7 separate regions of the Mus musculus genome follow, and all the other regions are linked to region 6. A link is a loop called in an ENCODE intact Hi-C map of the cell type or tissue named here. Cell type or tissue: heart. All regions are shown on one strand.

Evidence for each region. A loop is a pair of places that touch in the nucleus more often than their neighbours do. Peaks named below come from ENCODE experiments on the same cell type or tissue, not always from the same donor. Only the 100,000 strongest peaks of a DNase experiment are listed, where the experiment ranks them.
Region 1: a loop joins it to region 6, with 2.9 times the contacts of the local background. A loop is called at or near these places in 13 of 42 quality-filtered maps.
Region 2: it touches region 6 in a loop (2.4-fold over the local background); 6 of 42 quality-filtered maps call a loop at or near these places.
Region 3: a loop joins it to region 6, with 2.5 times the contacts of the local background. A loop is called at or near these places in 5 of 42 quality-filtered maps.
Region 4: it touches region 6 in a loop (2.5-fold over the local background); 6 of 42 quality-filtered maps call a loop at or near these places.
Region 5: it touches region 6 in a loop (6-fold over the local background); 13 of 42 quality-filtered maps call a loop at or near these places.
Region 7: a loop joins it to region 6, with 8 times the contacts of the local background. A loop is called at or near these places in 11 of 42 quality-filtered maps.

The regions. Positions count from the first base shown.
Region 1 is chr14:25,691,794-25,695,793 of GRCm38, reverse strand. It overlaps Ppif (peptidylprolyl isomerase F (cyclophilin F)), which reads right to left and starts at 1,624. Exons shown (of 6, transcript NM_134084.1): 1 at 1,371-1,624; 2 at 291-321. The coding sequence starts at 1,562. In heart, a CTCF peak has its summit at 1,739; DNase peaks (open chromatin) are centred at 1,683 and 2,780; H3K4me3 peaks cover 2,310 bases; H3K27ac peaks cover 2,372 bases.
Region 2 is chr14:24,584,676-24,588,675 of GRCm38, reverse strand. No RefSeq gene overlaps it. Among named protein-coding and RNA genes, the nearest start is that of 4931403M11Rik, 31 kb to the left of the region's middle. In heart, a CTCF peak has its summit at 1,974; no DNase peak of the experiment used is centred here.
Region 3 is chr14:25,371,118-25,375,117 of GRCm38, reverse strand. All of the region lies in intron 1 of Zmiz1os1 (a long non-coding RNA gene), which reads left to right. Among named protein-coding and RNA genes, the nearest start is that of Gm41113, 6.2 kb to the left of the region's middle. In heart, CTCF peaks have their summits at 2,340 and 3,266; a DNase peak (open chromatin) is centred at 3,297; H3K27ac peaks cover 2,497 bases.
Region 4 is chr14:24,576,983-24,580,982 of GRCm38, reverse strand. No RefSeq gene overlaps it. Among named protein-coding and RNA genes, the nearest start is that of 4931403M11Rik, 38 kb to the left of the region's middle. In heart, no CTCF peak of the experiment used is centred here; DNase peaks (open chromatin) are centred at 1,302 and 2,012; H3K27ac peaks cover 1,239 bases.
Region 5 is chr14:25,699,872-25,703,871 of GRCm38, reverse strand. It overlaps Ppif (peptidylprolyl isomerase F (cyclophilin F)), which reads right to left. Exons shown (of 6, transcript NM_134084.1): 6 at 3,404-4,000. Ppifos (peptidylprolyl isomerase F, opposite strand) reads left to right here and starts at 2,590. Exons shown (of 3, transcript NR_028021.1): 1 at 2,590-2,827. In heart, a CTCF peak has its summit at 1,654; no DNase peak of the experiment used is centred here.
Region 6 is chr14:24,498,769-24,502,768 of GRCm38, reverse strand. No RefSeq gene overlaps it. Among named protein-coding and RNA genes, the nearest start is that of Rps24, 10 kb to the right of the region's middle. In heart, a CTCF peak has its summit at 2,083 (motif pointing left); DNase peaks (open chromatin) are centred at 2,028 and 3,768; H3K4me3 peaks cover 434 bases; H3K27ac peaks cover 789 bases.
Region 7 is chr14:24,648,514-24,652,513 of GRCm38, reverse strand. No RefSeq gene overlaps it. Among named protein-coding and RNA genes, the nearest start is that of Gm31775, 15 kb to the left of the region's middle. In heart, a CTCF peak has its summit at 1,986; no DNase peak of the experiment used is centred here.

The sequences.
Region 1 (4,000 bases), 1.2 Mb before region 6:
CAAAGCAAAGAGCCCAAACACTTTACCTAACCCTGCCCTGTGCTGTCATGGAGAAGTGGGAGGAAGCTATCAATGAGAGCTTACATGGGCCTTCCCCTGGTTCTGAGATGTCTAGCTACTTTCAGACTGGTTAGCAGAGTTGACAACAAGGTCCAGAGAGGGACAAAAGGCTGCCTCAGGGTACTCATCAGCTGTGCTTAGGTTGAGACTCCCATATGGTCATAATCTAAGTCCTAACTCCATGCCAAGCCCACCAGCCTTGCCGGGCTCACTTTCCACGTAAGCCTTACCTGCAGTCTTTGGCACGACATCTGCCTTTAACTATGGTGAAGGAAAAGGAACAGAAAAGGATGGTCAGTCCAGAAGCAGGTGCAAAAAAGATCCCCCTCACCATTCACACCCAGAGGCCAGGGCATCATGACAAAGAAGAACAGGGCCATTCCCTTCCATGACCACCAACCCTCCTCGGAACTGCCAAAGCCACTATCGTTTCTGCCAGCTGCTTCCTGAACCCAACCAAAGCTTGCTTGAGACAGCCTTAGTTTCTTATCCGAAGAAACTAGTGCCATCCTGGCCCACTTCCGGGACAGAAATGTCAGCTGGAGGCCCTCGGCATGAGTCCCTGGACCAAGAGTAAGTATCACATTAGAATTAGCTGACCTTCCTCAGTGCTGGGGGAAACTGAGGCTCACAGAAGGGAAGGAGGGGACCGTCATCCAAGCCTGCCTCATGCCTCTCAACTTCTCTTAAGAATCCCTCTTCACCAAACAGAGTTGGGGAGGTACTCCTCATTTTCCAAACGAGGAAAATGAGGCATAATAAAAAATGCCAGCTCCCCTCCCCCAGTAGATCGGCAGTCTAACTGGTACCTTTGTTCAAAGCAGAACAGCCTAAAGGCTCCTGGGATGGCCTCCTGATAACCTTGGTGTCTGTTTCCTACTTTTCTTTTTAAGGGTCAAATCTCAGGGAATGGAGAGGGCTTGGGCAGCCAGAACCTTCTCACTTGCATTCCCTGTGTCTCCTCTTAGGCAACCAGGCCTTGGGGGCGGATCCGGAGTGCGCTCAGGCCACCACGTGAGCACCTGGCAACACCTGGACCTCAGCTACCCACCCCAGAGCTCTGGGTCCAACCTCGGACGCAGAGGGTCTAGGAAGCCCAACGTCGGTCCAGGCCGGTCAGTGGGCTGTCACTCAGTACGATCTGACCTTGACCTTTTCCTCCACACCCCCCAGGGTTTTGAAAAGCCCCGAACGGACCAAGCTGATGCCGCCTCTTCTGAGAGAGGGAAACTGAGGCTCAAGGTCACCTGATGTGCCAGGCACAGTACAGGGCCCGGGAAGTCCAGGTTTTCCAAATGTCCAAGCCTCACCTCCAGCACCACGCGGCCGAGCGGCTGTCCATCGGCGCCCACGTCCAAGTACACGAGCGGGTTCCCGGAGGAAGAGTTCGCGCCGCGGGCTCCGCCGTCGCTGCAGGTACGGGTCGCGGAGAGGAGCAGCGGCGCGGAGCGCGGGCCGGAGAGCAGACCGAGCAGGCGGGGGCCGCAACGCAGCGCTAGCATCGCTGTCGCGGGTCGGGCGAGGGCGCGCGGAAGAACTCAGAGCAGACACAGGCAAGGTCGTACGACCCAGGAAGCGATACCTAGGCCGCGCGCCGCCGCCTTTATTGGTCGGCTGGCTTCGAGACCACGCCCCCCTCCACGCCTCCGCCGCGCCCCCTCGGAACCTGTTCGCTAGCGTCCCCTGCCGGTTGCCGCTGGCAGCGTAATCGGCTCGTGCGTTGTGCCCCGCCCTCCATCCCTACACACTGAGCCGGAAGTCCTTTGAAAGTGCTTCTAGATCAAGAGAAAGGTTGATCCTGAGATTCAGAAAGACGTGGGGGGGTGTAGGTGGGGGAATCTGAGGTGGCTCAGAAAGGGAGAGATAACAGAAAGAACAGAGAAGCAGAGATACAGTCTAAGACACCCACAAGGTGACCTCAGGCTGCCGGCTCCAGGGCTGAGTTTGTCTCCTTTTGCTTCTAGAGACCAGATCCTCCGCCAGGACTGAAAATACAGTTTGCCGAACCAATAGTGCATCTGCCAGGCCTCAGTCCCAGCCCACTCTGACAGCCCTTGTCTGTTCCCACCACCTCCAGCCAGGCCAGCAGAGTGCGGGGCTAGATTTACACCCCCTGGAATGCCCCCTAGATTTACATTCACCTGGAATAAACTTCCTTGCCAACTGCACCACACCTGCAGGTAACTTCCTAAGCAACCATTCTCTAGGGATGCCAGGAAGTTGGCAGTGTGTGATATAAAAGGAAAGGAGCCTGCAGAAGAGCCACAGGCAGGACTTTAAACCCTGGTGCACTGGGCACAGCACCAGCCTGGGAATCAAATGAATGCCAGCCAGCGAGAGCATGTGAGCCAACACAGTTAGGAAACTGAGGCTCAGAAAGAGAAAAAGGCTCTAACTAGGGCTAGAAAACCCTGGTTCCCTACTGCTGGATTCAGCCAGTCCTGCAACCAAGGAAGCGATGAGAAATTACCCTGCTTTCTACTCATACCTGTTCTGAGGATAAACAAACAAGAGAGAGAAGCATTTGTTAACTGTTAAATGCTGTTCTGTGTTCAACAGCGATGGGCATAGCCTAGACTGTGTGCTCAGAGCATAGCGGGGAATCTCCAGTGCAAGGTCCCAAGGTCCTGAGAGGCGGGAGCAGGAAAGGAGCTGAGAGCCTTAGGAGCCGGGGAGCCTGGCCTGTCCCACCCAAGATTCAGTTGGGGGGTGTGTGTGTGTGGAGAAGCCATGCTGGTCCAAGTAGTCTATGAAATCAGGGCATGCTCCCCGCCTCACACATGGCAGCCTGAACCCTCTTGTGATGGTCCACAGCTCTCTGCTTTGTGCTACTGGCCTTGATGGGTTGTATACCAGTCCCTAGTCTAGGGTGGGTCTCACCCAACCCCACATAGGGCCCCGTCTTTTCTTGTCAGTGTGTATCAAAGGGAGCTGCCTGCAAGGGGAACTCACTTGCCCTCCGCTCTGCCTGAGCCATTGGCACATTTTCTAAAATCTATGCAACAGCAGTGCACACTTAGACTGGAAGGGAGTGGAGAGGAACCACCACACATGCCCTGCTAGGAAGCATCCACAAGTCCCAGGCTTTCTGTAGCCCATCGACTCCTGTAGGTCTTGACTCCTATTGGTCTAACATACCTCAAATTGGAGCTGTGGAAACTTGTTGTCCTGAGCCTGCAGAGGTGAGGATGGAGCTCCTGCTGTGTTAAAGTATGCAGATCCCACCCCAGAAGAGAAGGAGCCTTCATTCACAAGACTCCTTCCCAGCCTCAGACCTTCCTCATGGCTTAGCATGTGGCCCAAGAAGCAGCTCTCTTTCCCACCCCCCACACTGTGGCAGTGACTTGTCAAAGGGAGTGTGTTTGGCTGAGACCAACCTGTCTGACTTCACGGTCACTGTTACTGCTTGCCAGACCCTCCTGACAGTCATCATGGATCTAGACTGGGAAAGGGCAGGAGAAAAGCCTTGGAGGACAGTGTAGGAAAACAGAAAATACCGTAACTAGGAGCCCAGGAGACAGGGGAGGTGACTTCCATCTCGGAAAATAAGCCTGGACGTGACCACTCCTGGGTACAACAGGGACACAAGGTTGTGAAGAGGTTATCCCAAGAGCGAAGGATGAGCCTACAACAGCCCTGGCTGGGCTTAGTCAGGGCATCCTTGAGGAAAGGCTGTGATCTTAAACAAAAACGGAAAAACGCCAGGAGAGGACCATCACAGAGGTCTCTAACGGCCAGGCTGAGGCCCGATGTCATGGGTAGCACTGGGGAGTCAAAGACGGTACAGTGCTCCCTTGTCTACCTGCCTTCCCTCATGTTACTTCTTCCAGCTCTTTGGCAAACACATTAGCACGCCCCTTGTGTGAGCCAGAGACTGATTCCATCTTCACCACGGGCTGGATTCTGACGTCGTTCTTCCCCTGCCCTGTCCTCAGTTGGT
Region 2 (4,000 bases), 86 kb before region 6:
TTGACCCTGAAGCTTACTGATTTGGCTAGACTGGCTAACCAATGAACTTCAGGGGTCTTCTTGGCTCCTCCCTCCACTCCCAACTCTGCAGTTACAGACTCAAGCCACTTACACCCCCTTTGGTTTTTGTGGGGTGCATGGGTTCCAAACTCAGTCCTTACACTTGCATGAGAAGCACTTTACCGATCGGGCAATCTCTCCAGCCTCCACACAGATACTTTTTAACCCCTGCCACATGTCGGGCACTGCACAGGCATGACACTATATCATTTTAATGAAGGTTTCCAGTAGGTTTTTTATTAGCATTCTTACTTTGCCCATGGGCAAGGGATTACTGGTACAGAAGGAATTGCAAGCTCAGATGCCTTTGATGACCAGACAGATAAGAAACGGGGAAAGGGTCCATGGGAGCCAGGAGCTGGGAGTGTGAAGACTGCAGTGAGCCAGATGGCACCTGTCCCATTTTAATAGGATGGCTCCTGCTCAGCTGAGTGAAGAGCACACAGATCTTCGTGGTTATTCAAAGGACCTTTATGTGAAATTGTCTCATTTTTAACTGTTAGCAACTAATCCCACAAACTATAAAACACCATGAGTGTCATGTCTGACCTGTGGGCCAGGAGCTTGCAGCCTATGCAGCCACTGATTCAGACGCTAATGGATATTCACGTAAAAGGGCTTAATGGTCCTTCATACCCAATACTCTGTCTGTCTGTGGTTCTGACACTGCATTGCCATGACTCCAAGTCTATGCGGCAGGCAGCCTTCATCCTCCTCTTCCTCCTTTCCTCTTCCCACTTGAATTTTTTAGATATTTATTTATTTGTCTATAAGACTGAAGACATCCCAAAGACGCACTGCAGAGAAGGATGCGTTTACCCTCCCTCCCCACATCTAGTTTTTCTTTCTCTGGAGAAGGGAAGGAGGCATAGCAGGCCAGAGAAAGAAAGGTGCAGGGCCTCTGACATGGCCGTCATGCCCACTATCTGTTGGACTGCTGGCTGGGGCTTGTTTGTCCCTGAGCTTGGCAAGGCAGGCCATCTTACATCCCTGAAATATACAAGGGGATATGGAAAAGTCCCATGGCTTACATATAACTCTACAGTGTCATCACAGCTAGATCTGAGATTTTATCCCGGACTCTTTAGGAAGCCACTCCTCCCAGGATGAAGGCTTTCCCAGGACACAGCAAGAGCAGGCAGGTACAGGCCTCCAGCCAAGCCACACAGTCAGCATCATGTCACAGGGATGGTCCTAACAGCCCTCCTGCTCCTCACCTTGAGTTCTTTGGGAATATTCCCCTTCCTAAATTCAGCCCTGAACTGCTGGTCTCAAGCCGGCTTGCCTATCGGCCCCGGTGTAGGTCTCAATTTGCAGCCTGTAAAGAAAGGCTCATGTGAGCACAGCAATGGCTGAGTAGTACTCTGGAGCCACGTACTGCTGCTTGTTGCTAAGAAACAGGCCCTCTAAATTCAATTTACAAAAAAAAAAAGATAGAGTGAGCCAGAGAGAGCGAACGAGGGGGGAATGCTGGAACATCTGGTTATCTTCCCTGACTGTCTCCGGTGACCGTGAAAATGAGATAAGGGCGGTCCAAGATGGATGCGCTGGCGTCAGATCCATTCCTGTCCTTCCTCTGGGCAACTATTTCAGATCTGCAGTGGGCATGATGGGCACAGAGGAGGAAGCATCTTCTTTTGAGAAAACTGGTGGATGAAAACAATCCTGTCCCTGGTGTCTGGAAGAAAGGACTCAGACCCAAAACAGTGAGCTCAGGCCCTTCTATTTGACACGCCTGCTACTCCCACTGTTGAGACAAGCCACCTCGCATATTTGTCTAATATTCTCTAGCTTATTTGAGATTTTCACGGTGCATTAACTCTTTGGGAGTTGATATTATTTTCTACGGTTCATAGGTGAGGGGAGTGAGAAGCCAGTTAAGGTTGCAGGGTATTTACCATTTGTGGAGAAGCAAGTCCTAACCCTGCGCTGCCGATAGAGGGTGCTGCCACTCACTCCCCATAGTACTTCTGTCAGCCAGTTGAGTTAGACACCAATCCTCCACAAAATGGATCCAGTCAAGTTTGGGAAATATGTTATTGATAGATAATTTTCCTTGTACCACAGACTGAATGAATTGCTCCCCCCCCCCTTAAAAAACCATATATGGCAAAGCCTTGATCCCAATGCAATGGCATTTGGAGGTGATGCCTATGGGAAATGACTGGGTCATGAATGTGGAGCCCTTTCTGTGGGATTAGCACCCTGTTAGGGAGAAATGGGGAAGTCATTGCTTCCATTCTCTCTATTCTCTTCCTGTGTGGTCATAGCCAGGAGCTGGCCATCTGCAAACCAAGAAGAGGAACCTTGCCAGGACCAACCCAGCAAGCTGGCATCCTGCGTTCAGCCTTCCAACCTCTGGGAGTTATGCACTATGAAGGGCTGGGGTTTAAGTCTTTTAGGCTTAAGAAATAGGCAACAATGGGGACAAAGCTAACCAAGTCCTCCACTACAAGATCTGTCAAAGCCTTCAACTTGGCTGCCATTGCAGGAATCCTCCAGAGCAGAGATCTTGATCTCTCTGAAATAAGCTGATTCAAGGGTTGGTGGAACCAAAGGATGGTCCCCAGGACAGCACTAGGAGGTGATGGAGAAAGACAGGGCAGAGAGAGCTGCTGTCTCAGCAGGCACCTGGAGCTTAATCCCCCACTTCAGGGACTGGTGATACTGGGATGTATCCCACAGACAACATCTACAGATGTATCCTAACCTCAGAGGAAGAGACCTGTGATGTGTAGACACCATACCAGCAGGTACTGTGCTAAGACTACTGCTTGTGTGGTGTGCTAACAAACATCCTGCTTTGTTTCCCAGCATTTGGAGTGGGTCCTGGCATAACTAATCTACAGTAGCCCATGAAGCTAACTATGTCAGTCAGGCCTGAAAGACCATGAATGGCTCTGACAGCAACTTCTGTATGGAAACAGAGCTTCAGTTTGCAGAACTTGAGTATCACTCAAGTGTCTGTGAAACATTGGCATTAGAGGGTCCTCAGAAGCTGGAAAATTCTAGATGTCTAAAGCTATGACTTGTAATGACCAAAGGGTCACTTTGCTTAGCATCCCCCAAAGCTGGCCAGATGAGTCCTTTTGGCTCATCTCAAGAACCCTCTTTACCATCTCTATAACCCCATCTCTGGGACTGGTCTGACCTCACACCCAGACAGGAAATTCCTGCCAAAGCAAATCTATGGTCTTCTTCCCAGCTTGGCATCTTCTGTAGAGGCCTGATCTTAGCTGAGAAGAGGAAAACACCCCACAATGCTTCCTCTACTCACCCTTCTCCTTCTAGTGTCTATTGAGACCCTCAGCTCTCCTCCTAAAACTCAGTACTAATTCCAGAGAGCAGACCCCGAATGCCAGGGGTCAAATTGCGCCCCTACTACTCACTACCTGTGTAGACCTGATCAAGTTATCTGACCTCTCCAAGCCTCAGATTTCTAGAAAGTTATGGTGAGTCTTTCCTTGCAGAACTGTTATTAGCATGTGATACTCAGCACCTGGGGACCATACGTTCTTTGTAATACCTCCATCAATGTTAACAACATGATAGGAGCCAATGTTTACTGAGCCCTAACTGCCACATGCCAGGCACTGTACTAAATATTTATGTGCATTAACTCAACAAATCCCAGATATCCACCAAGTACCAAGCAACCTAGGTGGCTGTCCTCTTTTTAAGGTGTACAAAGGAAATTCAGAGCAAGGCACATTCAAAGCCACCACAGCTTAAGCAGCTCCTTTCCAGCCTGAGGAAAGGCTGCCTGATGACACCTCAGGCCAGGAGATGCAGGACTTAGTGCTACCCCTAAGGCCTTCCATTGCCAGTCATTTTCCTTTGTACATTGCAGAATCAAATTGCTTTTGGTTCCCAAGAAAAATACTTTTTCTATTCTAGAAGTGAAAATTCCTTCTACCTTGCTATCAAAGTACAACCCTCC
Region 3 (4,000 bases), 870 kb before region 6:
TGGAACAGATCTCATGGTCATCCCCTGAGGCTCACAGACCAGTGAGACAAGCAGACCACGGAAAGAACTGAAATGTAGCAGAAGGCACCAGAACTGCGGAAACACCGAGGGGCTGACAGGGAGACACAAAGGCAGCATAGGGACCTCCTTAAGTCTGTATGGCCGAGAAGGCTTCTCTGAGGTCCTCGTCCCATGTGCTGGGAAGCAAAGGGGATTCTGGGCCAACCTAGGTAGGTGACAAGTCAGAGGGCTTGGTCTCCGTTCTTGGTCCCATTGTTCCTTCCCTGGCTTTGCTACTGCTAGTCACAGTTCAAACCTTTCAGTACAAGCCCATCACATACCACACTTGGCAACCTTGGCCTGAGCCCCGCCATTCTCCTCTGGTCTCGCTTTCCCCTAGTCTCCATCTCAGGACCCTGAGATGGTATTTAGCTCTTCCTGCAATCCCATTATGTGCTCAGGGGTCATGGGCTGGAGAATTACTTTGTTTTTCTAGATCTCAGAGCCTCCAGGACCCTTTGGTCCTACTCATGTACAGACGAGGAAACTCAATCTAGTGCTTTCCGTGGCCCAAACTTCCCAGATAGTCTATCTACATTACAACAGGAGTCAAAAGGTAAGAATTTCACCCTTGTCACTGAGACCAACCATGGCAGAGCACAAAGTAGGGAAAGGGACAGGGACTTCTGTTGCATCTTCCCAGATGCCTGAAGGCATTTGCCTGGTTATGGTGAACCAGTGATGAAGGCTTCCAAGTTTCTGCCCACAGCAGACATTACTAATCAATCATGGGCTGGGGCTGTAGCTTAGTTATAGAATGGCTTGTCTATCATGCACAAGGAACTGCATTCCATCTATCTCAGAAGTGTACACACACACACACACACACACACACACACACACACACACACCATAATGGACAAAACCCACTACACAAACATGACATTTTCCCACAGAGCTTGCATGTAGCACCGGAAGCCTCTCAAACCAGTCCTTTAAGAGGGTGATGCTGCCGAGTCAGGGTTGGCTAATGGACTGGAAATGAGCTAGGGCTCATTGGAGATGTCAGTGTGTGGGATAGGGTCAAAACAAGCTGCCCAGCTAGATGGGCCTCACTTTCTTCTGCCTGACTCAGTCACTCAGGAGTCCCAGATTCCTCCATTGTAGAGTGGAGTGCTTGTCCCCATGTTCTATGGTTCTTGTGAAAGTTGTGGGTGCCTGCTTCCACCTGCCTAGATATCTCTAGTCCTTAACATTATTCACCTTCTCTTGGTCTGCATGGCTCCTGTTCACCCTTCAGGAGATCCTGCTCAGTGCTACCTCCTTCAGAAGTCTTCCCTTGTTAGCAAGGCCAGGCAAGTATCCCCACTGTGGGACCTTCCTCTTTTCCTGTAGCATATTCGTGTTCATCCCTCATTGGCGTGTGAGTTTCGTGAGCTCACGGGCCCTCTCTGCTTTTTTTCTCCTGGGCTCCTATGCTTAGTCCCGGGCCTGGTACTTCAAGGGCATTCAGTGAAGATTTGCTAAATAGGTGGTGAATTTGAACTGCCTCCTGTGCAGTGGTAACCCAGTACAATGCAGTCTTTCCTATGTGATGTGGCCCTTGGGTCCACTGATCTTCCTCCTTTAGGGATGCAGTGGCTGTTGTGTCAGGAAGCTCTGCTCAGCCTGGGTGGGTCTGTTTTCCTGCAAAGAGCCTCCCACACTCAGTCACTGATGCAACCAGGGGAGGAAGAGACCAGGTAATCTGTGCCTGAGGCCTATGCTCTACCTGGGCACTGCCCAAAAGGAAACACTGTTTGCCAAGAAGTCTTAAGATCTTCCCCAGGAGTAGAGGATGGTAGAAGAGAGTCTTTACGCATGCAGGCTTGTTTTCTCGCCTGCCGACCGTTCATAGCTATCTCCAAGCCCACAACTAAGGCTGTGTTCTGTCTAGGTTTCTGGGTTATGGTCCTTCATACCCACCCCCTCCCCTGGCTCAATCTGTGCCTACCCTTTTCATTTTCTGATCCCACGGGCCTGACTTACCTTCGCCTGTTTGGGCCTCACTTTCATGCATCAAGTGGGACAAAGAACATTGGGAGCTCGGTAGCATTTGGAGGATCTGGTAGACTAACCAGTACCCATTACACATTAGTTTTTGAAAGCCTGTCAGTTAGATGTTCCTGACAGAATGCAGAATCCTTTCTCTGGGGTGTAAGAGACCTACAGATACTGATCCGAGGAGATGCCCATGCATAGAAGTTTATGGAAAATGTTGGGAGTGCAACTCTAGGGGGTGTTTATGAGCATGTATTGCTCCTTGGGACTGTAATGCATGCTTTAGGGGGCAGCTGGCCACTAGCTCCACCCAGTGCTCGGAGGATGCAGCGTCTGCAGCCACCAGTTTGCTCTGCAAGGATGTGGCTAGCTGGATATCACAAACCAGCCACAAGAGTCCAGTTGTCCTAAGGAGGTCAAGGGCCTCAAAGAGCCTTTGCTTTGGACCCCGTACTGTTCACATAATGGCCTCAATGCTCAAGTACTGGCCTGGGAGAATTCCTGCCTGTCCACTTATGCACGCATGTACATATGTATGCACACCATTCATACGCTTATGGGAACAGAACTGCAGACTGATTTATTTACTAGCACGGACAATCTGAGTGTCTTCCAGCTTGTCCTTTGTTCAGTGTCAGAATATGATGCCAGGTAATGCCCAGAAAGAATCTTCTATTTAGTTTCTGCTGCCTTTCAGCCATCCCCATTTTACTGGCTAGAGAACGGAGGTAAGAAGGGATAAGTGCTTTGCCTTAGGATCCAAAGCAAGGAAGTGACAGAGCCAGTAGCAACAAGAAAGGTACCAGGGTGTCCTGACCAGTGTTGGGGCTCCTCTGGGAGGTGGTGTCTGCCCCACTGGAGAGTGTGATTTAAGCATCTTCTCCACTCAGCACTCCCATTTTGCAGATTGGAAGAGTGACTGTGCTCACATCTGGTAAGCTCTGAGCAGGGGCTGTGGTTTCAGCCCACACAGCTGGGAAATTCCAGGCCTGAGGCTGCTGCTGGGTGCACAAGGTTCATTTAGAATCCAAATGAAAAATAATGATACTAAAAAGGAGCTTGACAAACACGGTTGCATACAGAAGCCTGGGGGCCGGCCATTTCCTGAGACTGCTCTTCAGGGCTGCCTGCCTGCCCAAGGCCTTGCCCACTGCTGGGGATCCTTGGCCAGCCAGCCGATGGCCCTGGCAGAGCCTCTAACTGAGCCCTACCCCCAGTCCTGCTGACACAGGCATCCTGGTCCCTTACCTCCCAGCCCTCCCTTGCCTGCTGGCAGGCTGTGGTAACAAGATGCCCTTTGTGTGTGTGTTGGGGGAAGGGGGCAGTGGGCAGCTCCTATGCTGCTTCTTGCTTCTGAGTCACAGCTCCTGCCAGCTCTGGGGACAGAGAGTTGCAGGTGACTGGCCAGGCGGCAAGAAGCCCAAGACCTTGGAGATGACCTCAGACAACCCCTTCCTCAAACAGTGGGGAAAGTGAGGCTGAGAAGGGGGAAGGGAGTGTCCTCTAGGCACTTGTTAAGGGGGAACATACTTCTGTAGCCAGGGGCTTCCACACTTGCAGGGACTTAGTAATATCCTTTGTTCACCAGAATAGCTACTGTGTCCAGGGACACATATGTACAAGCTCACACATGTGCATGTGAGCACATGTTCATAAGCATGTGATTGAATGAACTTGTGTCAGTATTCATGTTTCCCTAAGGTCCCCACACTTCCTCCAAGACTTTAAGGCCTGGCCTCAGGGACATTTGTCTATTCTGTCTGATGCAGAGGTGACCTAGGCTTGTCCTTACCCACTGCTTAAACATTTCCACCAAGGCAGCTGTGTGTCTGTGATGGGCAGTTCACTTCTTGACACGTCACGCCTGAGCCCGAGGTGATATGTCTCAGCTCCCTGACGTAGTGCAGTATGGGACTCACAGTGGCTTTAGACAGATGATATTTCTGAGGACACTGGCTCC
Region 4 (4,000 bases), 78 kb before region 6:
TGGATCAGTTTGTTTTCAAGCTGCAACTCACATCTGTGAAAGGGAGCAAATAGAATGCCTCCCACATGTCAGGACCAACGTCCCATGCCAGGATGGGTGCACAATCTCCAACCCTCAGAGCTCAAGGACACAAAGTTGACATTTCAGGCAAACATCACATGGGGCTCTTTTATCCAGAGCCCATGAGAGGATCATGAGGAGAGAATGAAGGGGATGTTTAGGCAAACCAGGAGAGAAGAAACATGGGCACGAAGACATGCAAGGTATAGGACAGGCTTTCTGCACATAGTGACAGGCTTTTCAGGACATCCTGAGTGATAGTTGACTTTCTCTCTGATGTATCTGCTGCTATAATAGCTTGTCAAGATATTGTATTAATATTAATTAACATTAATATATATTAATATAATATACAAATAATAAGGAAATAGTTCCTGACCAGGTATGGCAGCACATGCCTTTAATCCCAGAATCTGGAGTCAGAGGCAGGTAGATCTCTATAAATTTAAGGTAGCCTACATAGTGAGTCCAGTACAGCCATTGCTATACAGAGAGACTCTGTTTCAAACAAATAGAGAGAGAGAGAGAGAGAGAGAGAGAGAGAGAAGGAGGGAAGGAGGGAAGGAGGGAGGGGAAGGAAGAGAGGGAGAGAGGGGGGAGGGAGGGAGAGGAGGAAGAAAGGAGGGAAAGAAGGAAAGAAAAGAAAAATGCATATTTTCTAGGTTTGGGGGACTAGGTTTATTTGGCATACATATGTATATGTTGTATACATGTGTGTGAACATGCATGGGTGGATATGTGTCCATATGTGTGTGTAAGATTAGAGGGCAGATGCTAAACGTTCTGTATGCCACTCTCTGCCATAGTCTCTTGAGACAGGGTTTCTCACTGAGCCTAGAGTTCACCAACTTTTTTAGTTAGGCTGTCTGGGCAGTAAACTTCAGGATTCCTACTGCTTCCATGCCCCTCAGCACCAGAAATAGAGATGTGCATGGCCATGCCCAGCTTTTATGAGGGTGCTTGGATCCAAACCGAGGTCCTCATGCCTGTGCAGCTAGTGTCTTACCCACTGAGCCATCGCTTCTGCCCCAGTGACAGAATAGATGATAAATCCCATGGCTTGGGCCCTGGGATGAGGGAGTTGGACCTTATTCAACATGAAGAATCTCCAGGGTCTGGGAGCAGGCACAGAATGCTGATGCTGGAGTCAGGGAGTTGGCTGTTTCTGTGAGCAGCTAACAGTTTCCCTTGCAGAACTTGCTTCCTTTCACCAGGATTCCAGCTGTGTTTGCAAGCAGGCGTCAGTAGGGCCTCCTACCCCTCAGCTTCTCACACCCAATAGGCCCTCTCACAGTTCCCGGCCAGCAGGGAGGCTGCTTAAGGGTTATTCAGGTGCAAACAAAGCATCGGGCTTTCTCCAGCAGACACAGTGCTGGTAGGAATGGGCCACACACAGCTCAGTCTGATGCCTTCCTGCTGTGTACCTGAGCAAGCCTGGCCCCGCCATGGTGTGTAGTGATTACCCAGAACGGATCTAGTTTGGAGTAGGAAGCACAGTTTGGATGATTCCGTTTGCTGGATGGAACAGATCCACCTCTGTCCACCCTGGGGCTCGCTGACAATCTAGAAGCCGAGCCTCCCCAGCTATCCCCTTTGATGATGCTGTTCGAACTACTCTATAAATACATATTTCCTGAATAAAATAAGGATTTTTGTCTCCCTTGCAGGAAACTGTACTCTTCTTGCTTCAAAATAGCTGGAACTTGAGAGCCATATTGTTTAACAAGCTGATGGAAACCCAAAGGGAAATGAATCCTGAGATATGCAAAATACATGACATCTTCCCACGAAGAAACAAAACAAAACAAGAAGCCACAGCAGCCCACATGAGCCTCACAGGCCTGCTCTCCAGAGCACAGAAGCCTCCTCGCCCTTGGCAGCCAGGCCAGGAACACCCCCTATCCTCACCATCTGGCATTTTTGTCTGCAAAGCACAGGCTTGCTATCCTGGGCGGCCTGCCACCCTGACGACAGAGCCCTGACAACAGAGCCCAGGCACAGGAGACAGCAGCACGCTGCACCCTCCCTGCTGCAGTCCCAGACACACACATGCACACACATGAGCACACACAGGTGCACATATACACGTGTACAGGACAGAACGAAACTTTAGAGCCCCCACCTACTCTCTGGTCTTGCCAAAGTGGGTGCAGGCCAGGCCTGCCCGGCATCTCAGCTCTTCCTAACACCATCTTTTCCACTCACCAGCCAAGGAGGGCAGATGTCAGGGGGAAGTGAGGGAGGGAGGAAACAGCTTAGGGCTGCCAGCAGGACTGGAGGGAGGAAGCAGAGCCCTAGAGAGTGCATCAGGCAGGTGGCAGAGGGGGACTCATTTGCTGGGCCATCTGTTGGGAGCAAAGAGAAGACCCCTAACTCCACAGCCCAGGCCCTCCCCTGCACAGACACTCTCTCACACACACATGCGGCACCAAACACAGATGCTGATGCCAACACAAGGACCTAGGAATATGGCCAAACACATACACAAGTATCCACACATAAACATCCACACCTGTATATACCAGTATACACATACACACACATAGCACCCTTCCCATGCAGATGCTGCCATCAACATGTAAAACCACATATGCACATATGCACACACATGCACTCACACATATTCGTGACCATGTGAACACACACACACAAATGCCCATAACTACACCAATGAAGTCATCTATACTCATGTATATGTGTAATGCTACTGGTGTACAGACACATGCACACACATACACACTTTCTCACATGTATGCATATCCATTCATACATCATATAAGTGCCTATACAGGAATACTGAAATCCCTAGTCACATAGGTTAATACCTCATTGCCCACTGATACCAATGGGCCTGGTTCCATCTTTTCTTCCATGCCGCTGAGATCCTCAGTACTTTAGGTAAAGCAATACACTGACTGCATAAAACCTACATCGCTCCATATCCTCCTGGAGTCTCCACATCACCTCTGGACGACTGATTGCAGCAGTGTGTGAACAATGGTCATGCTGCATCATATAAGGGATCATGACACAGAGGGAAGTGAGTGTGTGGTGGGTACGGGTGCAATTTCATTTCAACTCTATTCAGTCCAAGGATGACTCTACCCATGCATGCAGAACTCGCAGACCTGGAAGAATGACTCTTGTCTCACTCATGTCCTAACCAACCCACACAAGCTCATGTCTTCCCTGCCTGGTCTCTGTCACCCCCCACACTCTGCTGCCTGTCCCACAGATGTCTCTGGCCCAGATGTTCCCAGTCTGTGACCACACCCTGGAATCTCTCTAGTACCCTTCATTAATACTAACACCAGAATCCTGCTCCAGAGTTTCTGACTCACCTAGTTGAGGTAGAAGTTTGGAAGAATTGGGAATCTCTTAAGTTGTACAACTGGCCTAGCAATTTGTCCCCATTCCAAGGTCCATAACCTAATGGGACTTAAAACTGCTTAAGCCTAGAGTGGGAGAGATGGCTTGGCAATTCAGAGCACTTGCTGCTCTTGCAGAGGACCAGACAGAGGTTCTCAGAGTCCACATGGGGCTCACTATGTATGATTCCAGTTTTAGGACATCTGAGGTCTCCTCAGGCAATGTATACATGTTATATACTTATACACATGCAGGCAAAACATTCAAACACATCAAGTAAAAATCAGAAAAATCTGTTTTAAAAATTACTTAAAATAGGCAAGATATGTACTCACTAATAAGTGGATATTAGCCATAAAGTACAGAATACCCACACTACAATCCACAGACCCAAAGAAGCTAAATAACAAGGAGGACCCAAGAGGGAACACTTGAATCTCATTCAAAAGGGGGAATAAAGTAGTCATAGGAAGCAGATAGAGGGAGGGGACTGGGTGAGGGATGGGATAGGGAAGAAAACATGGCAGGGATTAGGAGAGAAGGCCAGGAGAGTGAATGGAAGACGTCAGCT
Region 5 (4,000 bases), 1.2 Mb before region 6:
TACTATGCCTCTGTGTTTTGTAAATGTTTCTTCTGTCCCCTTCAAAGCCCTGTAACTTTGGGGTCTTATCCTAATAGTGTGTGTACATGAAGTTACACTGTTATATTCATTGATCTTTCTGATGTTAAACCAGCCTAGCATTCCTGAATTAAAACACAGTTGGTTTTGTACTCAGTAGGCTCCAGCTGGGCTATGTTATAGTTCAGTGATAGAATGCTTATCTAAGGCCTTGAGTTTGGTCCCCAGTACAAGACACACACACACACACACACACACACACACACGCACACGCACACGCACACGCACATGCACATGCACACTAAATAAATGACTCAAGAGCGAAGTGCTTTTTATTGTGTCCTTCAGCATGCACCCAGCAATCCAGCTATTTGAGAAGCTGAAGCTAATCGGTCTCTTCAGTGCAGGAGTTAAAACCAGCTCAGGCAGCAGAGTGAGATCCAGCCTCAAGCAAGCAGCTCAGGCTCTGTATGCGCTCCCGGGATCCTGCGAGTCCCAGGCTTTAGGCTTTAGTGCACCTATGAAACATCTGCAGAATTGCTTTTCGTGAAGCGAAATCTTGCAGAACCCAGATGTGGTTCTCAGCCTTCCTAACGCTGTGACCCTTTAATACAGTTCCTCATACTGTGGTGCCCGCCCCCTCGCCCAACAATAAAGATATTTCTAACTGTAATTTTGCTACTGTAGTGAATCCTGATGGAAATATCTGATATGTGACCTCCATGTGAAAGGGTAGCTGGGCTCCACAGGTTGAGAAATGTTAAGAGTCTCACACACACTATGCTAGAGATGCCAGGGCCAAAAAAAAAAAGTTTCCAATCTCATTTCCACATGAAGTCCTAGGAAAGGCAAAAGTCATCGTGTGGTACTAGAACCTAGTGGCTGCCTAGAAAGACGTGTAGGGAAGGTTCTGAAACACTGGCGAGGTTTTGTGTCTTCACTGATGCTCATTAATCAGTGGATGTGGTTTTCAAAATTTTATTGATGGTGCAATTAAAATGTGTGAATTTTACTATATGTAAATTTTTATCTCAGTGAAATCATTCTGAAAAGCTACCAAGCATCTCAGAAATTTGATGTTTTGGTTTTTGAAAGCATAAGGTATCACATCTTATGCCATCTAGAAAGCATATACAGGTTCAACACTTGGTGCACACGTTAGGTACTGAGGGCTACCGATGTATGTATGCACACATTAGGTACTGAGGGCTACCAATGTATGTATGCACACATTAGGTACTGAGGGCTACCGATGTATGTATGCACACATTAGGTACTGAGGGCTACCGATGTATGTATGCACACATTAGGTACTGAGGGCTACCGATGTATGTATGCACACATTAGGTACTGAGGACTTACTGGCAAGCAACAAGCCAGGATTTCCTGTGTTACTTTAAAAGATGCTTCACATAAAAACCAGCCTGGTCTACAAAGTGAGCTCCAGGACAGCCAGGGCTATACAGAGAAACCCTGTCTGGAAAAAACAAAGCAAACAAACAAACAAACAAACAAACAAAACCCCAAAACCTGGCTTGGGCCTCTGAGAGCTGCAGAGGATGACCTTGCCTCTGCCTTTAGGGAGTGGTTTTCAGAAAAATTCTTACATGCTTGCTGTACCCCTAGATTCCACTGGATGGAGACAGAACACACACATCCTCAGGAAACACAAGCCCTCCCACTTCTAACTCTGGACCCCTCTGAAATTGACAGGAGGCAGGTCACAGCTCAAGGAGGGATGGCTTTCCCTTTGACTTGTCCTGGGTGCCTGGAGTACCCCAGGTCAGCAGGCAACTCCAAAAACAACAACAACACATCTTTGACCTGTACCAGAAATACACAAATTTTAAAGTGAGTAAATAAATAATGTTCCTAAAATACTTTTAAAGTGGCTGGGGATAAGCCTATAATCAAAGCTATTCAAAGGACCAAGGCAAAAAGAGTCACAAGTTTTAAGTTGGCCTGGGCCATAGAGTAACTTCAAGGCCACCGTGGACAATGTAGACCTAGCCTACAACTAAACAAAAAGGGGAGGGTTTGGGGTCACAGGTCAGTGGTAAAGTACCTGTGTGACCTCAAGATTTTAGGTAATGATCCTAAGAAGCCCGTGTGTACTTTCTGTACCACCAAGAGCTCAAGAGGTCTGTCCTTTGCCAACTGCTTGACATATTGTCTAGATTAATCACAAGCCAGCCTGTAGCCTCATCTTCTCACCTGTAAGCTGTTGTGCTGCATGAGACATTATCAGTTATTAGTAGGCGAGATCTGCGTCTCAAATGAAGTCCCTCGGCAGCCCCACTGTATAAAGGACTGCAGAGGCTCGTGGACACAGGCACAGAATGCCTGCTCAGGGTCCACACCATCACAGCCAGCTGTTCTGAGGATGCTGGCTGCTCCCAAAATGGCTTTAACTACTACTCCAACCAAACTCTCAACCCAAGGAGCTGAGCTCTGACTTCATGGAAACTCCAAGACTCTGAAGACTCAGCATAACCTCTATGATGTCAGAATGACCACGCCTACCTCTAACCTGACATCACCTGATTCAGGAATTCTATATGGCATGAATGCAATACTCACCGCAGCCAGAGCCCACATCCCTTCTCCATGAGCTATGCTATGTCCCTACCCACCTAAGGAAACTCTTAGTCATGTGCTTGCCCCAGTCCTGTCTTCCCTGAGAATTCAGCAATGAAGAATTCCACATTTCAGTGACCCAGCATGAGAAAAGGGAAACCCACCTCTAACCTTTGGTGATCTCAGCCCCCTTTCCTAAGGATCTCTGACACACGGGAAATGTCACCCTCTTGTAAGTCACTACCCAGAGATTGCTGTGATGATACATCTGGCCCAAGACCATGCACCTCACATGGGTCACACCCAATTCCAGACCTAGATGTCATGTACACATTATGTAGCTGAGAGAAACTGAAGCTCAATCACTAAGCATAGCTGGGACTTCACCTAGAGGTAGTGCTCACGGTGGGGACTGTCTGGACCATCCTACAGGACAGATGGTAGCAAGGATGTTCTCAGTGGCTTCTGAGCTAGTACTTGGGGTTAGGACACAGAATGTTCTACACGGATTTCCTTACAATAAGGCTGAGGACGTGGCTTGTGTGCACAAAGGCCCTAGCATCATAAAACAACAAAACAAACAAAAAACAGTTCAAAGCATAGAACCTAACACATAGTAACTCCAAGACTGGCCCCAGCTGGAGTCAATGTTCCATGCCTGTAATCCCAACAGCATTGAGGAAGGTCAAGAGTGTTTGAAGCTAGCCAAAGGCTATACAGCAAGACCCTGGACCACACAGCAAGACCCTGTCACAAAAACAAATGAGCCCCAAAGATGTAAATTTCATTCCAAAACCAGAGACAGCCATTTTATAGAAAATAGGATTTATTTATCACATTTGAGATGAACACACAGGACTGTCCCAGAAATCTTTTACATATATATTATTGATAGATTGGATTTATTCAACATACAGAAAAAGCAAAGCCTGCCAGAAGACACTTCCCTCTTGAGAACAGCATGAGGTCAGGCAGTGTCTGTAAGTTTTCACCACGGGAATTCACATTGAGCAGAAAGACCGGGCTCACAGGTCTGTTCCCAGGTCCTGCTGCTTCTATTTCACAGGCTTTCAAAAATCACAGCAGCAGCCAGCAGGATTCACAGTGACCAGGAGGGAAGGCATTGACGCTGGGACTTTCACAAGAGCCCTGAGTGATGTCTCAGAAGCCAGGCTGGGAGGTGGGGGGGTTGGGGGTGTCTGTGGCTTGTGCCAACTCAGGTCACACATGGACAGTGCCGTGAGTGTCACAGCAACACAGGTCACACACGGACAGTGCCATGAGTGTCACAGCTTTGTTTCGATGAGATCTTGAATTCTATGTTAAATTATTGCAAGGAGGAAGACAACATTAAATAGCAACTGCTATCCCCACTGATCAAGGAAAAGAGTCAGGAGCCTTCCCT
Region 6 (4,000 bases):
GAAGGAGGGAAACCATTGCTGACACTAGAGAACTGCTGCATCCACCAAGCCTTTGCCCATGAGTGCTATGTGTGCTGCCTACTCAAGGCTGTTTATACCGAGTCAAAGTTACTAGCAGCCAAGACCTCCAGTCTACTGAATCTATGGCATAGGAAGTACCAAGGTTGTGATGTCAAGCCTCACCCTCCCAGGGGCCGCCTCTGTGCTAATGATAGACTGTGTGGGAAGACACAGGACAAGGAGGTAGAGAGAATGGAAAAGGTACCACGGAGCTTCATGAACTCAGTGGCTGGGGTGTAGCTCAGATAAAGCATTCTCTCTTCCTGCTTGCTCCATCCCAGCACCACAAGCAAGTATGTATTGAGGGGATGTCTATGTGTGTGGCGAAGGGGGGGATGTCAATGTTTGTGTATGTATTAATGCACCTGAGCGTCTTCAAATGACACATGCTGTCAGGAGGGGCATGAGCTATGGGTAAAGCAGCCTGAAGCCCAGTCCCCTCCTTACCATTAACAAATTGAGAGACCTCAGCAAGTCACTGATACGCTCCACACTTCTGTGGAGGTACTAGATGAGCCAAAAGAGGCCCTCTGGCCGGGCATGGTGGTGCACGCCTTTAATCCCAGCCCTCGGGAGGCAGAGGCAGGCAGATTTCTGAGTTCGAGGCCAGCCTGGTCTACAGAGTGAGTTTCAGGACAGCCAGAGCTACAGAGAAACCCTGTCTCGAAAAACCAAAAAACAAAACAAAAACAAAAAACAACAACAACAACAAAAGAGGCCCTCTGCTTCTCTGGGAAATCAGGTAGTTATCTGGCTTAACCTGTACCCTCTACTGTGGAGAGTTATGACTCAGTGGTCTTGCTGGTGGGGTGGGCAGTTTCTAACCAAATGCTGTGTATCATCAGACACGGTGGGAGTCAGCAGAAGGCTGGAATCTCCCTTGGTATTGGATACTTCTATAGGCTCATATTGGCCAATGCCAGAGGCTCAATGCCTAACTCGGCATTCAACTTCTTCAGTGCGCAGCCACTATAGACATAAGATACCAGTCCTTTGTATTAAGGAGGGAAATGCTGAAGTCACTGTGAGACAATGTATTTTCTGAAGAAACACGTGCAGCCAAGAGGAGACCATGATGTAAATCTTTCCTTCTTCCAAACACACAGAATAGAAATCTATATAGAGGCAAATCCTGGGTGTCTAAGGACCTGAAAAAAAAAAATCCAATTTGGTAGGTTCCACCTTACTGCCTTGCAAGTCCCTGGAAAGGCTTACTGAAACGTACACCAGAGATGGATGTCATGTCACAGCCCCTGCAGTGTCCTTGCACCACATGCCTTTCAGAGTCTGAGCTGGGCTCTTCCCCGGCCCCCTGGGGCAGGACTTGTATGTTGTTATCTGCATGTGTGTATTTACACTTATTTTTAAAAGCAGAGGATCTATAAGCCTGACGCTTCTTCTGTAGGAGGGGAGGATAGACCAGGAGACAGAAAGGGGGGTTGTCGGCTTCCTCCTTTCTTCCCTAGGGCAGGATTTTTAGACATGGAGAGAAAGAGGGGCTGAGAGCCACCTAATGAAAGCTACTCCCTTCAATCTCCTGGGAAACTGGGGCCCAGAGGTGAAGGAAAACTGCCCCAAACCACAAAATGAAGACTCGAAATTGGCTCCTGTTCCCATCTAAACAAGACAACACTATGACACGGAAGCACGTTGAACGCTGAGCCATAATCGGCTACTGGGGTTCTAGTGCTCTGCCCTCCAAAGGAACTGTAAGCTGCCTGGCTGGGCAGCTACAAAAGGGGAATGTTGTTTGCAGAGGATCTTCAGAGACCTTGCCCCACGGATGGGTAGGCATCGCCATGCACATGTGAACAGCAGCAAGCCCTCCAGGTTCAGTTTCACCACGAGGGCTGAATCCTGTAAACAAGATTACCACCCCGGCAGACCTTCCCGGAAGAAGAAAGGCTGACCCCTCAGCTAATCTGGCAGCAGGCTTTCTTCAGGCTTCCCGAGAGCAGCAGCAGCAGCCGCCGGGACAACAAAGCCGGCGATTCCAAGCCTGAATCCACAGTGCCCCCTCGTGGAAGACAGCCGCAGGGACCACTTTTATTCCACCAAGGAAGGTTCAGTATTATGGCTATCAAAAGCATCCATTGCTGGCCCCCACAGTTGTCTCCTCCCCCAATACCCTTAACTTTACTCCGCGCCAAATGTACCTGCCAGGCTTGCTAAAACCCAGGTAACTGGGCTCCACTCTCACTTTCCAGTAGTTGACTGAGTACGGTCCGGAAATTTGCAGATCTAATAAGTTAGCAATTGGTGCTGTGGCTAGAGTGAATACCCATGACCTTCCTTAGCTACTCTGGCTCATTAGGCTGACTATTTAGCTCCCTGTAAACCTCAACATCTTCATCTGCAAAATGGGCTTATTTGTGCCTCCCTCCTAGACTCAGATCCCAGTATAATCTCAATAAATCTGTTCATGTGTTTATCACATGTATATATTTACACGTGCATGCACATATGGAGGCCAGAAGTAGACCTCAGATCTCCTCTCATCATTTAGGCTTAGGCTGGAAAGCGTCCCAGAAATCTGCCTGTGGCTTTCCTGGCACTAGGGTTACGGGTATCCGCTTCAGCCCAGCTCTTCTGTAGGCGATAGGGATTTAAACTCAAGTCCTCACAAGTGCAAGAACTTTATCCACTAAGCATCTCCCTAGTTTTGTGCCCGGAATGTTTATTAGCAGTAGTTGTAGTATTATCATTCATCCACAAGCTTCTCTTGGACAAGACCTGTCACATCGAGAGACATCGGCAGAAAAGACCTTTGTGAACTTTGAGTCCAAGCCTCAAAGCTGTTAAATTTTCAGATGAATGAATGCTCCCACTCCGAGCTACAAAGTGAACACAGGTGAACAGCTGAGTATTTTTAACAAAGCCTCACTACTCAACCCTGCTCTTGTACCTGCTATAGAGGGAGGGGTGGGAGCCCTCTGTTCCCCAACAGCTCCTGCTGCTGGACGCTGAGGAGCAGGAACCGGGCCGGGCCGTTTCCCAGTACACTGCTCAAATACCCGCTCATCAGCCCTCTCCAGCTGTAATCTTCCCATCGTGCCTGATGAGCAGTCAAACGGCTCAAGTATTCTGTGTGGAAAAACTCAGCGTGTGACAAGGACACTCCACTTACTGTTCAATCTCTAATTCTCCACATTTCTTTTACTCAACCAAAATAATGAATGAGAAAAGTCCTCAGCCTGGCACACGGGGTCTTCCTGGGGTTGTTCCCTGCTGACCTTTGGGGGGGGGGGGGGGCGGCTTGCTCCATCAGGTCTTATCCTCCCACTCCCAGCCTGAAGACTATGGGAGACAGGGCCTCAGGTCTGGCATAGGAGGAAAGTCTGGAGAACGGAGGAACAGCTGTGTAGTGCTTTGGGACTCAAGAATTTGTGCTGTCCACATTGATAACCCAGAGTCAGCCAGCTATCTTTGCTGGTCTGAGGTCTGTTCAGAATGGGATTTCTCCTGTAAAAACAGCAGGAGTTAAGGGCAACTGTCTGAAGCCACCTAAACAAATTCAGGATTTCCATCTTTCCCCTGCCCCACCACAGAACGGCCACTCCCTCACGCACCTGCTTAATCATTTTTCATGGCCTTGAATGTGACTCTGCTCTTGAATTTGAGCCAGATCACATCACTTAACCCCATGACCTCCGGAAACCTTCCAGGATCCACGGCCTTACACCAAGTTTGGCTGTGGACTGCCACAATGTCCCAACCTGCTAGCTACTCCAGGAGCCAGACCACAAGATCCTCTATTGGCTTCTTTCCTCCCCAGGTGCCAGATCAGGGACTGGCAGGGCACAGTTAACTTGGTAAATGGGTAATGTGGTTGGCTAGGCTACCTATATTCAGTATCCCTATGGCAGATGGCACCTCACTGACCAATGTCATGCCCAAAAGAAAGCAGCTTGGTGACTGAACATACAGTACTACCTTGGAG
Region 7 (4,000 bases), 150 kb before region 6:
CACAAGACTTTCCTGGTCTTTACCAGACCTGCCAGCCTTGCCATGGCTTTGTCTTTCAGATGCTCTCCCTCACTGCAGCTCTCAAAAGAAACGACGACAGCATAGAAGCAGGGAAGAGTGCCAGTTTGGGAGGCCATCAGGGCTGATCATTTTAGGAGAATTCTTCTTCAGTTTCATCACTCAGGAGCTTTTGAGGAAATTAAGTCTAGATCAGGCAATGGAACTACATGCTGGCTTTAACCAACCCATTGCACTTTCTTGGATGAGAAGGATCCTCAGCTTGACAAAAGTATAATTGATTAGTGATGTCTGCCATAGGAGCAAGTGGGGGTGAAAGAGACCTGTGTGCTGCTCTATCTTCTTGATTACTGATGCCTTGGAGGCTACTGACTTGACTCCTTGAGTCCACAGTAAACTCCAACCCATGCTGTGCTGGGGTTTTCACTCAATCACAAGAGCCACCCACGCTCATCTCTACCCTTTCTACATTCAGTGACATCTTACTGATGTCTTGGAGTTGGCAATAGTGAAAGTGTTTACGTGGGAGTTGCTTTTGTTGTTGGTGGTGGTGGTTTGTTTTGTTTTGTTTTGTTTTTTTGAGACAGGGTTTCTCTGTGTAGCCCTGGCTAAAGTGTGTTTTCTAAAGTAACATTTCAACAGTTAGCAGCTTGTCACTGGTTCTACCCCTCTCACAGCAGGCAAGGGCTGTAGTGGATGGGAACTCCAAGATATCCCTTCAGTCTTGGTTCTGGGGCAATTGTTAAACCCTAGAGACCACCAGTGCCTACAGACACTATAATCCAGACTCAAAGCTCTAACACCTTTCTCACACAACCTGTATCATTGCTCATCCATCTGGGTACTGCTCAAACCCTCTTCCTCCAGGAAGCTTTCCCAGCTTGCTTTCATTCCTAGAGCTCTCCTTGAACTCTCCTTGCACCTTCCATGTTTGCTGCCCCAGAGGGGAAGACTGTCTGCCCAAGAGTCTCAAGTTAAGGCCTCTGTCTCCTCCTTCAGCACCCGTGGTCAAGGCCTCATGCAGGTTTAGCCATGATACAGACCTAGATGATGTCATCTAAGCCATTTTCTGCCTGAAATGACCATTTCCACCACCCACAACCCTTCAACTTCCTGGGTGGGGAAAGTGGAGCTAGACAGCATGCTCACCCAAGAGCCAAGGTGTCTTGACTCCTGTGGCAGACCCATAGCAGAGATTCAGTGAAGATCAAAGAGCTCCTAGTAGCACAGACTTAGGGTTCCAACATTCGAGGGCTGCACCATCTCCAGCATATCCGTCTGTCTTTCCTTTCAGCTCACCACTGGCTACCTCAACTAGGCCAGGTTCTGGGGCTGGCCTCCTGCCCCTAGGATTGGCCAAGACCAAACGCCAGCCGGCTCCTCCCAGCTCTCTCCTGCCGCTGCTTAACATGCACACGAGAGCTGGAAGCCGTGCGTATAGATTTCTCTTTGTCTTTGGTGGTAATTATTAGCTGTCTCGGCGGGTGAATGCAGGCAGAAACAAAGGCAGCCAGGGTTGTAAAACCTTTTATCTCGATCAAGCCACATTATTTGATAAGGTGCTAAGCTAATAGCAACGCATGTCAAATTGTGTTTAGACAGATCGAGGGGCTGGTGCGGAGGGTATATTTGTCTCCGGAAACCTGCTCCTGGAAGGATGAAGGGAAAGGCACAGAGATATCCACATCCCTGTGCAGAGCGCAAACAGCCCGGCCTCAGGCTTGAGAGAGTGGCTCCCTGCAAACCTAGATCTGAGAGGGGAGACAGGTGGTTCCTGGGGTACTCATTCCTACTCATGATTACCTCAGGGCTTTGCACAGAGCCCCATGGATCCCATGGGGGTCACTGTAGAGATAGGGCTCAAGTCCAGGCTCCCCTAGCCAGTTATTGATGTATTAATTTATTTATTAAGGCCTGTGTGTGCCACCTGTCCTATGGGCGACACTGACTTTTACAATCACTGTCCATAGGAGGCAGCACAGACCAGACAAAATTAGCTTTGCAATGGAGCCCGCAAGGATAGAAGCCCAGGAAGGCTTTGAGGACAGGGTGGGCTTCCATCAGGCCTTGAAGAATAAGAACCTGGAAAGAAACAGCCTCCTAGCAAGCTGCAGAAGCCCCTCTGTGAGCCTGCAGAGAGTGTCCATCTGTCACTCTGGGTTCTGCTCAGTGCCTCCTCCAGGCTGCTTTTCTGGGTAACTTCCAAGACCCCCAAAGCATACTCATAACTGGTCCCTCTGTGTCCCCTGTGGGCTGCAAGGTGGCATTGAGCCCAGATAAGAAGGGAAGATCTGGATACCAGGAATGTTCATTAAAAGCTTAGAAAAGGGGACTCACTCTGGAGCACTGGGTCTGTGTCTAGAACTCATGCAAGGAAATGACAAAGGTTACACATGGGGCTAGGGAGACAGCTGTGTGTAAAGTAGTCACTGCACAGCATATGACCTGCGTTTGATACCCTGTACCAAGTAAAAACAGTATGCCAGCTATCATGGCACACACTTGGAATCTCAGCACTGCAGAAACAGGCTGACTCTTAGGGCTCACTGAGCAGCTGAGCTAGTTCAGGCACTGGCCTGGCAAGCAACAGGGCAGTGAGAAACTTTTCTCCATAAATAAGGTGGATGGCGCCTAAGGAACTGCACTGAAGTTGACTTCTGGCTTTCATGTACATGCACATGAGTGTGAATACACACACACACAAGAATGTCCTCCATGGGAATGTGCAGCATATTCATATTGAATCATTAAAATGGACCATTGTGGGCCAATGTGTTGGCTCTGTGGGTAAAGATGCTTACCACCAAGACTGATGACAGAAATTTGATACATGGGACACATATGATAGAGAAAAAAAACCAACTCCTGTCCTCTAACCTCCGCATGCATGCAAAAGTGTGCACACATGCACACATTAGTATAGTTTTCAAACAAAATGACCACTGATTGGTTCTGAGCCCTGGGTCCCTTCAGCAGACCCAGAATTCAAATGCAGCCTGGGCTTAGTGGAGGGAGGTAAGTGGAGGTGTGGGTGAATGGGATGAGGAAGGAGAGTGACCTTAACCGGCTGGGGATCCTCGTGCCACACCTCTAAGTAGTAGCTGAAGACTGTTGGGGGCTGGGAACAAGGTAGAGCTTCCACATTTCTGACCTTCCCTGAGCCCCTGTAACAATAGGAAGCTCGTGGGCAAGACACTGAAGAAGCAACAAGTTGAATTGGGCTAGCAGTGCCTGGGAGCAGAGAGGGGCGGCCACTGCCTCTGCTCCACACTCTGTGTCCCCTGCACTGCAGCTCTCTTATGGTGGGTAACCCGGGCCTAATGAAGACAGACTTGTTCTTTTCCTTCAGGACGCCCCCTGATACACTAAAGGGACCCCAGTGACTTTCCGAGAACGTCCCCTGAATATATTCCCCTACATGCTCATTTGATGCTTTTTCTTCCTAGGACACCATGAGGCAAGGTCTCACTGCATATAGTGCAGCACCGGTGGCCAGTCAGGTTAACGCTGCTGTGGTTGCCTTCTTATTATCATGGACACCAAGGTGCTCCCATTTTCACTAATGTGTGAAAGGAGAATGGCCGGTAGCAATTTCTCATTTCCATTGACCTAGAGAGGCAGGGTATCAAGGAGGCCTTTGACCTAGAACAGTGGCAACAGAAAAGCAATTGATCACAGTGGAAGCAATCAGAATGCCCATCCAAGAGGTATGGCTAAATAAACTCTGGCCTGCCCATGCCAGGGAGCTCCATCCTGTGGCTTTGACAGATGGGTGAGTGTTCTTAATACCATCACCGAGACAACCTGGAAACTAGTCGTTAAGAGACAAAGGCCACAGCAAGAAGCAATGCATGTGGCATGATACATTTCAGGTTGAAAAAAAAAATCTAGACACACAGAAGTGAAATGAAAGCCAGCATCTCAGGCTGAGGATGGTAGAGTGGGTGCTTGCATAGCATGTGAGAGTCCTGGGTTCGACCCC